Regions from separate parts of the Mus musculus genome. Here region 1 is linked to region 2. Evidence: chromatin loops called from intact Hi-C (ENCODE). Cell type or tissue: heart. All regions are shown on one strand. Each heading gives the region's core, and the rest is flanking DNA. Links, peaks and the distances in the headings are about the cores only.

The links. Peaks named below come from ENCODE experiments on the same cell type or tissue, not always from the same donor. Only the 100,000 strongest peaks of a DNase experiment are listed, where the experiment ranks them.
Region 1: a loop joins it to region 2, with 2.4 times the contacts of the local background. A loop is called at or near these places in 4 of 42 quality-filtered maps.

The regions. Positions count from the first base shown.
Region 1 is chr7:110,256,401-110,262,686 of GRCm38, forward strand. The region is part of intron 3 of Swap70 (SWA-70 protein); the gene reads left to right. Among named protein-coding and RNA genes, the nearest start is that of Gm32861, 29 kb to the right of the region's middle. In heart, for the core only: no CTCF peak of the experiment used is centred there; a DNase peak (open chromatin) is centred at 3,831; H3K27ac peaks cover 1,929 bases.
Region 2 is chr7:109,974,854-109,981,139 of GRCm38, forward strand. It overlaps Tmem41b (transmembrane protein 41B), which reads right to left. Exons shown (of 7, transcript NM_153525.5): 3 at 6,136-6,264; 4 at 4,536-4,629; 5 at 3,857-3,961; 6 at 1,742-1,880; 7 at 1-98. Among named protein-coding and RNA genes, the nearest start is that of Tmem41b, 8.2 kb to the right of the region's middle. In heart, for the core only: a CTCF peak has its summit at 2,460; no DNase peak of the experiment used is centred there.

The DNA.
Region 1 (6,286 bases), core at 2,349-4,848, 280 kb after region 2:
GTCTTTCTCCCTGAATGCCCCAGGCGAGGGCATTGGGAGGGATTAGGAGTAAGGTTCCTATGCAGCGTTCTGGAAACCAGACATGCAGGAGAGGTTTGACCAGACATGGGTCTTTCTGGGTTAAGATGACAGTTCCCTGTATGCTACATGATTGTGATGTTATTGAGTCCTGCGGCTGAGCTTTAGGGTCTGAGTCCTCTGCAGAACACAGCTAACTGGTCTGTGCTACATAAGGCCGTAAGCAGTAGATTAAATTTGTACCCTCATGTTCCTTGTCTACTTTTGTTGATGGTGCCTGGTTGTGGCACATTTCAGTCCTGGGCACCTAGAGGTAGCACAGTGTTTTTTTTTTTTTTTTGTTTTGTTTTGTTTGTTTTTTTTTTTTTTTTTTTGTATAAAGTGTGGTCTTTGAAACAGACTGATTTTGAAACCAGACTTTACCACTTCTTCACAGAGAAACAGAGTAATCTTCTGATCTGTGTCTCTCCACCTTTAGAATGGAGATAGCTGTTTTCTACAATATTCCCTGTGAGGATAAAAAAGTTGAAGTATGTGAAACACTTGATGCAGTGTCTGAACCCATGCATGATACGTGCTCACCAAGTGGGCCATGATAATGTGTATGGCATGCCTGAACCCATGCGTGATACATGCTCACCAAATGGGCCATGATAATGGCATGTTTCATGTTGTAGATAGAGTATATCCTTGTGGGAATACACAGCTAGAGCTCCTGAGAAGCGAGGGCTGGAAAGAGACATGGAGAAACCACAGCAGTGGGTTAGGGCAGGGAGGGAGCGACCATAGTAGGAGTTGTGAGGGCCAAGGAGAACCTTGGGGCTGTTTCTATAGCAGCAGGAGGAAGTGGATTTGCTAAAGGAAGCAGATAAGAAGAGGCACATGAGAATGTAAATTGCAGAAAAATCAGATAGGAGTAAGAAGGGGCCTCTGGATTTAACAATAGGTAGCCATTGGTAGCAAGGGAGAGGCAGTTTCTCTATGGTAGTCTTGGAGTTAAGTATGATAATGTTTAAGTATTAAGTGTACAAGACTGTTAAAGGGGACATGGAGCATAACATCCTAAGGCACTGCCCAGCATAATCCAGAGTGGGTAATGGTGCCCTGCAAGGCCTCTGACAGACACGGCTGCTGCTCAGGGATATGCACATACTATTTTTTTCTTAGAAAATAATTGTATGCCTGCTGCTGCTGCTGCTGCTGCTGCTACTACTACTACTGTTTATCAGTGTTTTGTTTGCGTATGTGTCTGTGCACCATATGTGTGCCTGGTGCTGGTGGCCTTAAAGGTCAGAAGAGGGCATTGGATTCCCTTGAACTGGAGTTATGGAAAGTTGTGTGCCACCAGGTGGGTATGGGCAGTGGTCTTAGCTGCTGAGCCATCTCTCCAGCTCATGTAAGGCTTCTAACATGTCTCTCTACAGAGCCTTTGCTATTTTGGAACTGACTATGTAGACCAGGCTGGCCTCAAACTCACAGAGATCTATCTGCCCCTGCCTTCCTGAGTGCTGGGTCTAAAGGTGTATGCCACCATTCCTGGCCTTCCAATATGGTCTTTGAAGATATTTTGCAGCTACCACTCAGAATTCCAAGTTTATATGTACGCTGGAACTAGAAGTGGATGGGTCTCTTATCCTTGACCTTTTGTCACGAAAATATCCATGGTGGACCTGCAAGCCACTTTGCCTTGCTTTCAGAATTAACAATTAAGCAGCAAGGATGTGTGCGTACTTTATTGTAGACATGGTGAGAGCTTTCTTGATTTAGGGGCTTCGTTACCACTGAGCCACTGCTGTGGTCAGCTTCTTGATGATCCTGAGGAGCAACAGGACCCACACGGGCCTTGAGGGGCCTGGTGCTGCCTTTGCTGCAGCCCAGCCTGGGCTTCTGAATGCTTACCTATATCATTGCAGGCTGACTCGAACATTCTGTCCTCCTTTAAACATGTTCACCCTGTTTGGGAGGAGAGTGACCTCTCTGGTGCAGCAGACCTTGTCGTGTCTCGTGTGGGCTTACTCAGTGCTTTGCCTCCTTGAGTGCCTCTGCGTCTCCGCTCAGATGGGGAATTCCTCTCAGAATAGGAACATGTGGTGCAGTTCCAGCACCAGGGAAGTTTGAGGCAGGAGGATCAAGAGATTGAGGCCTGCCTGGTTTACATGACAAGGTCTGTTTCTAGCCACTAAGTAGAAATAGGGTTAGACTTAGAGATTATCCTTCTGTGAGTGAGCAGGAGTATTCCTGCAGGGTAGAGAAGGGGTCACTGGAGAGATTAATATGAACTTGCTTCAGTTGCGGAGTCAGCCTCTTGAAGTTTCACCGCGGCCTTGGCACACTGGGCTTTAGCAAGCCATCTGCCCTTTGACCGAGCACTGCACCCAAGGTCACACTAGGATGTGGGAAATAGTGCCTATTACATTTTGTTTCCTTTCTAAATATTTAACAATATAAAAACTATACGTTTGAACTGTTTTTGAAATGCAGGGTTTTAGAAAATGTAACATAAAAACATACATTTAAAAAAATAAAATTTAGAATGCAATGTCTTTGTGGGTTTAACTTATCTGTTGGTAATTTTAAAGTCTTACAAGTTCAGAGTGTCTCGTGTACATAAGAGACGTTTACTGCTCGTTACATAGAGTCTAAATAGAATGTATTTACCTTGTATACACACACACACACACACACACACACACACACACACGCACGCACGCACGCACGCACCACACACGCACGCACGCACGCACGCACGCACGCACGCACGCACGCACGCACGCACACACGCACGTGCTCGAGCATGCTCCTTTGTTTGTTTGTTTGAGACAGGATCTCTCTTTCTGGCTGGCCTTGAACTCCGAGATCCACCTGCCTCTGCCTCCCGAGTGCTGGGTTAGAGGCGTGCTCCTGTTCCTCCACTCTTGCATAATTTTTATGTTTCTACTAATCCATCTATCATAATGATCACTGTGTTTAAAGTTTACAGTTTTTGTTGTTACTTGTTTTGTTTTTGAGACATGGTTTCACAGTGGAGGCTGGGCTGACCTCAAACTTGTGGCTATTCTCCTGTCTCCACCCCTGAGCCCCGAGATCATAGATATGCTGTACCATACCCAGTGAAATCAAGGCTTTTTTTCTCTACTTCAGCCAATACTGTCTAACGACGGCAGTTGTGTGAATAATGCACCCACAATATTCATTCGACTATGGTTTCCATTACCTAGAACGAATGTCAAGAATGTTAAATAAATATTTAAATTACATGGTAAAGTCAAGGTGTTTTCTGTCGGCACGTTTGTAGAGAGATGGTGAGCCCCTTTGAGTTGGTTCCACATTTTCTTCTGGTGATAATTCTTGGAAATGTGTGCCCATAAAGCATAAAGTATAGTTTTTACTAGTGTCATTTCCCATAGAACCAAGAACAAAACAGGATGTGTCTGTCACACACGTATTTGGAAGAAGTGCCTTGCTGCAGTGAAAACTCAAACTTGAAATGTTTTAAAGAGATCTTAGTAGAGGTAAAATGTAGGTTGCTCCTTTAATGACAGAGAAAACTTTTGACAGAATAAAAATCCAAGCCAAAGACCTAGAAAAATCACATTCAGCTTCAAGTTTCTTCTTGTTATTTTTAGTGAAATCTGCTTGGAAGGAGGAAGCAGGCTGCTTCCTGGACTGAATGAGCCTTAGAATTGGCACAGGCGCTTCTGTAAAGCAACCCTGGCACACACGTGACTCATTATTTAGTTTACTTGAATAGTGGAGTGAGAATGTGTCTCTTTGGCCAGCACAGGCAAAAGGTCCTTCTGCTCCTTGGTTAGAGTGTGTATGATTGTGTTCCAAGTCAACAGGAAGGACACAGTTGCTGGGAGTGATGGCTTGTTGGTGTTGGGGCTTAAAGTCAGCCTTCCAGGGCTTGAGAGTTTACCATTCCAAGAAGGTTCCAGAACTTGGGAAGCTGCTTTGAGAACTGAATTGAGAATCTGAGTTGCAAACAAAGGGTCACCTGGAGCTGGGAGGTGGTGGGTAAGCAAAGGCTGTCTCCTGATTTGCGCAGTGTCATGGGCTACAGCATCCTGTCAAATCCACAATGGCCCTTCATCCTGTATACACACATGCCATGCACATGTGCTTCCTCATAGTATTCCCTTGATGAGCTAAGTCTCAACCAGCAGCCCAGTGCCTCGTTTTGGGCTCCCTTAGGGAGTTAGAACTTCTATGTATGTTATCACTACCTTGGATAATTGCTTATCTAACTATCTTTTATTTTATATTTTTTATTAGATATGTATTTACATTTCAGATGTTATCCCCTTTCCTGGTTTCCCCTCCCAACCCCCTATCTCATCCCCGCTCCCCTGCTTACTAACCTGCCCACTCCTGCTTCCCTGTCCTGGCATTCCCCTACACTGGGGCATCGAGCCTTCTCAGGACCAAGGGCCTCTCCTCCCATTGATGCCCACAAGGCCATCCTCTGCCACATATGCAGCTAGAGCCATGAGTCCCTACATGTGTACTCTTTGGTTTAGTCCCTGGGAGCTCTGGGGTGGGTAGGGTCTGGTTAGTTGATAGTGTTATTCTTCCTATGGGGTTGCAAACCCTTTCAGATCCTTCAGTCCTTTCTCTAACTCCTCCATTGGAGATTCCCTGCTCAGTCCAATGGTTGGCTGTGAGCATCCACCTCTGTATTTGTCAGGCACTGGCAGGGCCTCTCAGGAGACTGCTGTATCAGACTCCTGTCAGCAATCACTTGTCGGCATCCCCAATAGTGTCTGGGTTTGGTGACTGTATATGGGATGGATCCCCAGGTGGGGCAGTCTCTGGATGTCTTTCCTTCAGTCTCTGCTCCACACTTTGACCAGACCAAATGACGCTCAAGAAGGAATACCAAAATATGGCTACTTCTGTCCTTCTTAGAAGGGGGAACAAAGTACCCATGGGAGGGGCTAACTATCTTATTACCTGGATGTAGGAGTAAACAGACTCTCTTGTAGCCCAGGCTGTCCTTGAATTCATTATTTAGCTGAGGATAGTTTTGATCCTCCTGCTACAAACCGACTCTTACTGCTTGCGTGCATTCTCTCTCTCTCTCCTTTCTTTTAAAAAACTTATTTTGTTTTAGCCTCTTCTTGACTTTAATCATCTTTCTCATTATCCTTTTTTCTCTTCGGTTACTACCCTCCACCTCCTTAGAAGCACAAAAGGCTAGGCTGTAAGTGACACCTCTTCACCAAGAGGAGAGCGGGGCCTGAGTGTGCTTCCCTTCCACTCAGAGCATTTGCTGACGCTGCTCATGCCTTTTCAAGGCCTTGCTTAATGAATGTTTATCCCAACGGAGCTTCTATCACTAAATTTGTGATGGTTTTGAACTTGCAGTACTTTGTAAATGGAATTTCTTTCCATTTCCTGTTGCATTTTATTATTTCACAAACAGCATTATAATCACATTAGCAGGGGTACAAAGAATAAAAAAGAAAAATGAACCCCAAGTCTTATTTGTAACTAAATATTTTCTGTGGTTTTGACAAATGTTTGCCAGAAAGTCTGCATTTCTGTTTATGCAGGTGAAACCATGGGTCAGCTTAACTTTGCATTCTTTGTTCTCATACTTGGGAAACAATTTCTCAAGTGTAATTTTAAGTGTTTGTGTAATGTCGCCCGGTATGGAGGGGAAGCGACCTCGGTGGTGTGGCTGCTGGGTGGCTCTGTGCTGACTGTCCTCTGTGTGATGAGTATTGTTATCCCCATTCACAGATGAGGAGATTGGAGCTTAGCTTGTTCATTTTAGGTGTCAGCTGAGGTCCCTTGCTGAACTCTGGGAATTCAAAGATAGATGGGGCACCTGTGAAGAATTCAGAAAGGGGTGGAAAAGCAGACAAGGATTAGAGAATGGAACCCAGCACACTGAGTGCCGGGACACAGAAGGGGATATAGGGAATGCAGCACCTGCTGTAGGGTTGGTTGAAGCGGTGTGAGGGAACCTGGGGTCTTGTTAAAAATGCAGTGTGGCCTTTGGAGAGGGTGAGATGCCCAGTATGAGGCCTGAAGCAAGCAGATGGAGAAGGATCACATTTGTGAACTGTCTGGAAAAACAGTACTTTCTTTCTCTTTCTCCCGTGAGTTTTTTGTTTATTCTCTCTCTCTCATCCTCCCCCATCCCTCTTTTTTTATTCTTTGAGACAAGAGTTTCACTCTGTAGCCCTGGCTGACCTGAAATAGCTGTGCTTTAGTCTCCTAAGTGCTGCCATTAAGTATGCCATGGCATGCAGCTAAATAT
Region 2 (6,286 bases), core at 1,478-3,977:
AATAAATACCGAGCTCCAGGAAACAGCTTCCCCTGCTGTTGTAAGCTGATGCAGAGTTGTTCCTGCCTTGATTGCTACAAAAGAAGGAGGTGCAACACCTAGAACAAAAAACAAGACAACAGTGAGAGAGTGAGGAGCAGTGGCAGCCTGTCACGAAAAGAAAAGCCACCATTTTTTCATGTTTGCATGTTTTGTGACAAGTGTATGTAAGTGTACCGTGTGTACCCAGTGCCAGAAGAGGTCATCAGATCTAGAGTTACAGACAGGTGTGAGCCTCCACTTCTAATCTCAGAACTTGGGAGGCAGAGGCAGGAGAATCTCTGTGAATTTGAGGCCAGCCTGGTCTACATAGCAAGTTAGTCTTGGGGCTGCAAAGATGGCTCAGCAGTTAAGAGCACCAGCAGGTCTTCCAGAGGACCTTGGTTCAATTCCCAACACCCACACAGCAGCTCACAACCACCTGTAACTCTAGTTCTAGGGGATCCAACACACACGCAGGCAAAACACCAATGCACATAAAATAAAAAAGTACTTTAAAAAAAAGCAAGTCAAGCCGGGTATGGTGGTGCACGCCTTTGATCCCAGCACTTGGGAGGCAGAGACAGGCGGATTTCTGAGTTCAAGGCCAGCCTGGTCTACAGAGTGAGTTCCAGGACAGCCAGGGTTACACAGAGAAACCCGGTCGAAAAAATAAAATTAAAATTAAAAAAAAAAAAAAACAACCAAACAAAAACAAGCCACACACACACAAAAAAACAAACCCTCACAAACATTAAACTTTAGTAAATATTCAATATATAAAAAAACCTGCAAGCTGAATCCAAGCAATTTAAAATGAAAAGAAAAACACCAGTCTTCTTAAAGAAAGGCAAAATTTACAAAATTAATTTGAAAAATTTTTTGTGGTTCTGGGTATCAAGCCCAGAGCTTTGTACATGGTAAGTAGGCAAGCACTCAACCCCTTAAATTATGTTATATCCACTTATTAATTTCAAATCTAGTATCAATTTCTTGATGTGTGTTGATCTTGTTTCCCCTAATAAATTGGACTTAATATGTGATTAGAACTCAAAGAAGTTCAAAACCAAAAACTAAATGTTTTCTTCTGTTCAGAGAGATAGATCGTGGAGTTAACAAGTCCTGCATGGGGACACAGTAAAGTCTGCAGCAGAGAAGTATTTTGTAAGTGATCTTTGGTCAGTTACTTGTCATCACTAGCCAATCCCCTTAAAGACCAGAGGACTGCTGGAGCTTGGCCTGGGATGCTCACCAGGGTGCTAGCATGCAGTCCAGGTGCGTGAGAAGAGCTTTCAGCCAACAAAGCTCATGGCCTTGAGATCCTGTCATCTCTGATCTAACTGGCTCACATTGTCAAAGGAAGAAAGGGCTGCTGGGCCAGAGTTGGGGTGGGAAAATATTCTCCTTGGGCTAAGAATACGGGGGGTGATGCAGGCTGCTTGACATGCAAGTCCCCACTTACCACCCACACCCACGTGAACACTAGTATTAAACAAACAAAGATGAGGGGGTTCTGCTTAATCTCACATTATTAAAATAATTTCTAGTACAGAGTGCTCATTCTTTGGAGAGGTAACATATTACAACACACTGAACAAGCTATGTATCTAGGCCAGGCTTTGTGCCCAAGAGTTATATATGGTACTGGTGATTTTGCAAACAGCAGGCAATCTAGGCCAGCTGGACAGTTGGCCATGCACACAACGAGAGTAAGAGGTCTTACCTAGAAAAGTGCCAATAAAAAACACTTTCAATGGTACATTTATCACAGGAGATGTAATATTAATAAACCAATTAGGAAGAAACGGTGTGATCCTCAAAAATATAATGTAGTTAATAAGATGTTCTCTGTGACGCTCTACCTGTTATAAGCAAAAAAGCCAGTATTAGTTAAGACCAATCTTCAAAATAAGTTGTTTAATATAAAATACCTTAAATTCTTGCCCCAGACACATCACAATTTACCCAAGGAGAAACAATGTGTTTTCTGGGGATGTAGCTCGATGGTAAAGCTTTTGCTTACCACATAAGACCAAAGATTAGGGGCTGGGGAGATGGCGAGGCTAAATACTGATTACTTGTATTTCTGCATAACTAGCAAAACCACTTTTACAAAACAGCCATTCCAAAGGCAAACTGTATGTAAATCTAATGCTACGCAGGTAACAGAAAGGGCAGAGATTGAAAGTCTAAACTAAAAGTCTAGCCAGAGATCTCAGACGTTTTACAACTAGCTGATCACAAACTCAAGTGGAATATAAAACATTCTTCTCTAAAACAAGGAGGCATGATCTCTGTATTTCCTGAGATGTAATTATTTCTTCTGGTCTTTATAAAATTAGAACTCTCCCCATTATGATTTAAAAGTAAAATGAAGGGGCTGGCGAGATGGCTCAGTGGGTAAGAGCACTGACTGCTCTTCCGAAGGTCCTAAGTTCAAATACCAGCAGCAACCACATGGTGGCTCACAACCACCCGTAATGAGATCTGACACCCTTTTCTGGTGCATCTGAGGACAGCTACAATGTACTTCTGTGTAATAATAAATCTTTAAAAAAAAAAAAAAAGAAAGAAAGAAAAGTAAAATGCTGCTGGGCGTGGTGGTGCACGCCTTTAATCCCAGCACTCAGTAGGCAGAGGCAGGCAGAGTCCTAAGTTGGAGACAGGAGGAGCTTAAATTCAAGTTCAGCAGAGGCTACATGACACCCTGTCTCAAAAAAGTAAAATCAGAGGCTGAAGAAATGGCTCAGCATTTAAGAACAGTGACTGCTCTTCCAGAAGTCCTGAGTTCAATTCTGAGCAGCCACATGGTGGCTCACAACCATCTGTAATGGGATCCAATGCCCTCTTCAGGTGTGTCAAGACAGAGACAGTATACTCATATACATACACTTTAAAAAAAAATCCAACTAGGATAATCATTTCAAAAAAATTTTAAAATCAGTGGGGTTAGAGCAAGAGCTTGGTTGTCAAGAACGCCTGATGCTCTTCCAGGGAACCTGCTCTCACATTCCAGCACCCACAGGAGGCTCACAGCCACCCGTGATGAGATCCGATGCCCTCTTCTGCTGTGTATGACTGAAGACAGTGACAGTGTACTCTATAAATAAATCTTTAAAAAAAAGGAACTGGGGAGAGGAAAATCAGATTTGGGTTGAATTGTACACACTGTCAAGAGAAGACAGGCCGGGCGGTGGTGGCGCACGCCTTTAATCCCAGCACTTGGGAGGCAGAGGCAGGCGGATTTCTGAGTTCAAGGCCAGCCTGGTCTACAAAGTGAGTTCCAGGACAGCCAGGGCTACACAGAGAAACCCTGTCTCGAAAAAAAGAGAGAAGACAGTAATAAATTAATCAATGCCTAGTGCTTAGGTTGCTCATTCAGCTCAGGACCAGTCCCTGAAATGATGCTGACCACTTTCAGGGTGCGTCTTCCCATCTCAATTAACCCAACTAAGAAAAGCCCACGATCAACCCAATGTAGACTACTTCTCACTGAGTATCTCAGGTTATTCTACTCTGTGTACTCTGTCGAGTCATCGATTAAAACTAACCATCACATGTTTTAAAATAAACTCTTGTTGGAGTGGTGGCTCAAACCTTTATATCTTCACTCTAGAGGAAGAGCCAGGCTAGCCTGATCTACAAACAGTTCTAGGCCAGCCAGAGCTACAAAGTGAGACCTGTAACAAAATACTAAAATAAGACATATGAATATAATCAAAATACACTATATAAAATTCTCAAATAAATGTTTTTAAATTTTTCTTATAACATTATTTTTTTTAAATGATGATTAAACCAAAGAGCCACAAAGAAACAAACTATAGTTTATAGCTACCTGCTGTGACCATTTCACTGCCTTCTCTGTTAGGTATTTGTATACAACGGGTCTTCCAACTAAGTAGGAGAGCATGTAGCAGAATGAGGCACCAAGTCCGGAGCACTGGAAAACAAGAAGTCACATGCACCCTGTACGTTCCCATCTCACTCCTGTCTGTGCATTTACTTATCCCTTAGAGCTAGGCAAGGGCGTCCATGTGATACGTCTTACTTAGAGAATAAAACCCATTTGATCTACCTAGTCCTTTCTCAAACTAACTCAAACAAGATCGTTAAAATCAATTAGCACTTGTGATTCAACTTTTGACCATACCCAGTAATTACTGCTGCCTTTAGCTTAAGAATAAATAAGGAGCCGTTCCCATACCCTACTATAGCTATGTATGGACACTATTCCCAGACCAAGGACTCACTGTGTCCACCCACAATCTTAAGTTCATCTGACCTGCAAAATACAACAGGAAAGAAAGGCTATAAACTGCAAGTAAGTCTATAGTGCCCTCATTCTAGGAACCCAAGCTCTTCAGAGCTCTAACAGGACTTAACAGAAACACACTAACATCACCGTCTTGAAAGCTGATGAACGAACATGAGACTGCCTGGCGGAGCTAGACTGCCATTACCATCCCCAATGCTCTACTTGTTTTCACATCTCCAAACTCATGTCACATACTTACCAAACAAACAAGGAATAAGGCAAGTGGGAAGGGATAAAGGAACCCGGAGAGTATACTGAGGAATATGGAACCTGGGATAGCAAATGTTTGCAAACTGTTAACTTATAAGTTAAGGATTAAAACATAATGAAGTGGAACTTATACAAGATGGAGTTGACATTCAAAGAAAATGACAATACAGAAGTTGCGTTAATAACCTCAGAATAATTGTGTGCAGTACTCCTTTGTGTTGGACTGAAGCCTGCCTCATGAGGTCAGGTGGGCTTTTCTTCTTGTGGTATCATAGCTGCACCAAAACAAGCTGTGTATTGTGGAGATCCTGGCTATTCTGTTTGGAGGATTAGCAATACTAACTCGCAGTAAACGATAAAGTAAAACCATACTCAAAAGTCTAAAAAGTACGTAAGTTGTCAGCCAGAATGCCTCTAGCTCCAAGCTAGATACCCATTAACAAATGATACAAAGTACAGTAAGCAAATAAATACAACATTGGTAAGATTATGCTAGAGAGCCCCCAACAGGCACCAGGCAGAGACAAAATGGATGGCTCAGTCAGAAAAAAGTCTTCAGTAATGTCTCTTTGGTTTTTTTTTTTTTTTGGGGGGGGGTGTTGTTTTTAGTTTTTTGGTGTTGTTGGATTTTTTGTTTGTTTGTTTGTTTGTGTTTGTTTTTGTTTAGTTTTGAGACAGAGTCTCATTTTGTAGCCCCCTGGCTGGCCTGTTACTTTCTTTGTAGACCAGTTTAGACTCAAACTCAGATATCCACCTGCCTCAGCCTCCCTAGTGCTAAGGTGAAAACCCACTAATTACTAATGAAGCCTGGCCAATTAACTATGCTGTGCTCCCCCCCATCATTTTCCCAGTGTTCCAGCTTAGTAATGCTTTCTTAATACTTACGTTTTAAGACATGAACTTAGTACTAGAATACAAAACTTTAAAAATTATAGCCAAAAAAAAAAATTATGAGCTGGAGAGATGGCTCAGTGTGAGTACTGGCTGTTCTTCCAGAGGACTTGGGTTCAATTCCCAGCACCTATAACATCTATGTGGTAGATTCAAATGACCAGGGGTTCATTGTCATTACTGGCCACATAGCAAGCTTAAGAGCAGCCTGGGTTATATGTGACTGTTTTCCTCTGTGAAACAGGCTAGCCTTGAACTCAGAGAAACACTCAACTCTGCCTCTGGAGTGCTGCCTGGCATTAAATGAGTTATAATGTTTGAGAGCTGAAGAACTAGACTTCCAGGCTGGCAAAAGCTACACTGTGAGACCCTGTGTTGAAAAAAACAAACCCCATTTTATTTATTTTAAATATTAAATAAAGTAAATAACTTACTTGGGTGTGTATGTGTAAGGGCATGAGTGACATGTGGAAATCAGAGGACAACTTTTAGGGGCAGGTTCTCTCCTTCTACCATGTGATCCTAGGCATCAAACCCAGGCCACCATGCTTAGCTTGCCACAGGCGCCATCACCTGAAACCATCTCACTGCCCCGCATTAACATTTGGAAAAAAACAGCCATCACTTCTAACTAAACAGTAGACCTCTGGAAGCTTTTCTTCAATAAACTAGAAAACATTTTTCAGATAAAAGGATACAAAATATATGTAGCAAAATAAGCAACCAATACTTGTACATAAAAGGTATCCTTATATTTGGAGAGAACTTTTCCTAGAGCCTTGGCGTCATCCATATCTCTCGGAACCTTCATATTCACCCTCTCTTCCCTAAAGAAAAATAATGATGTAA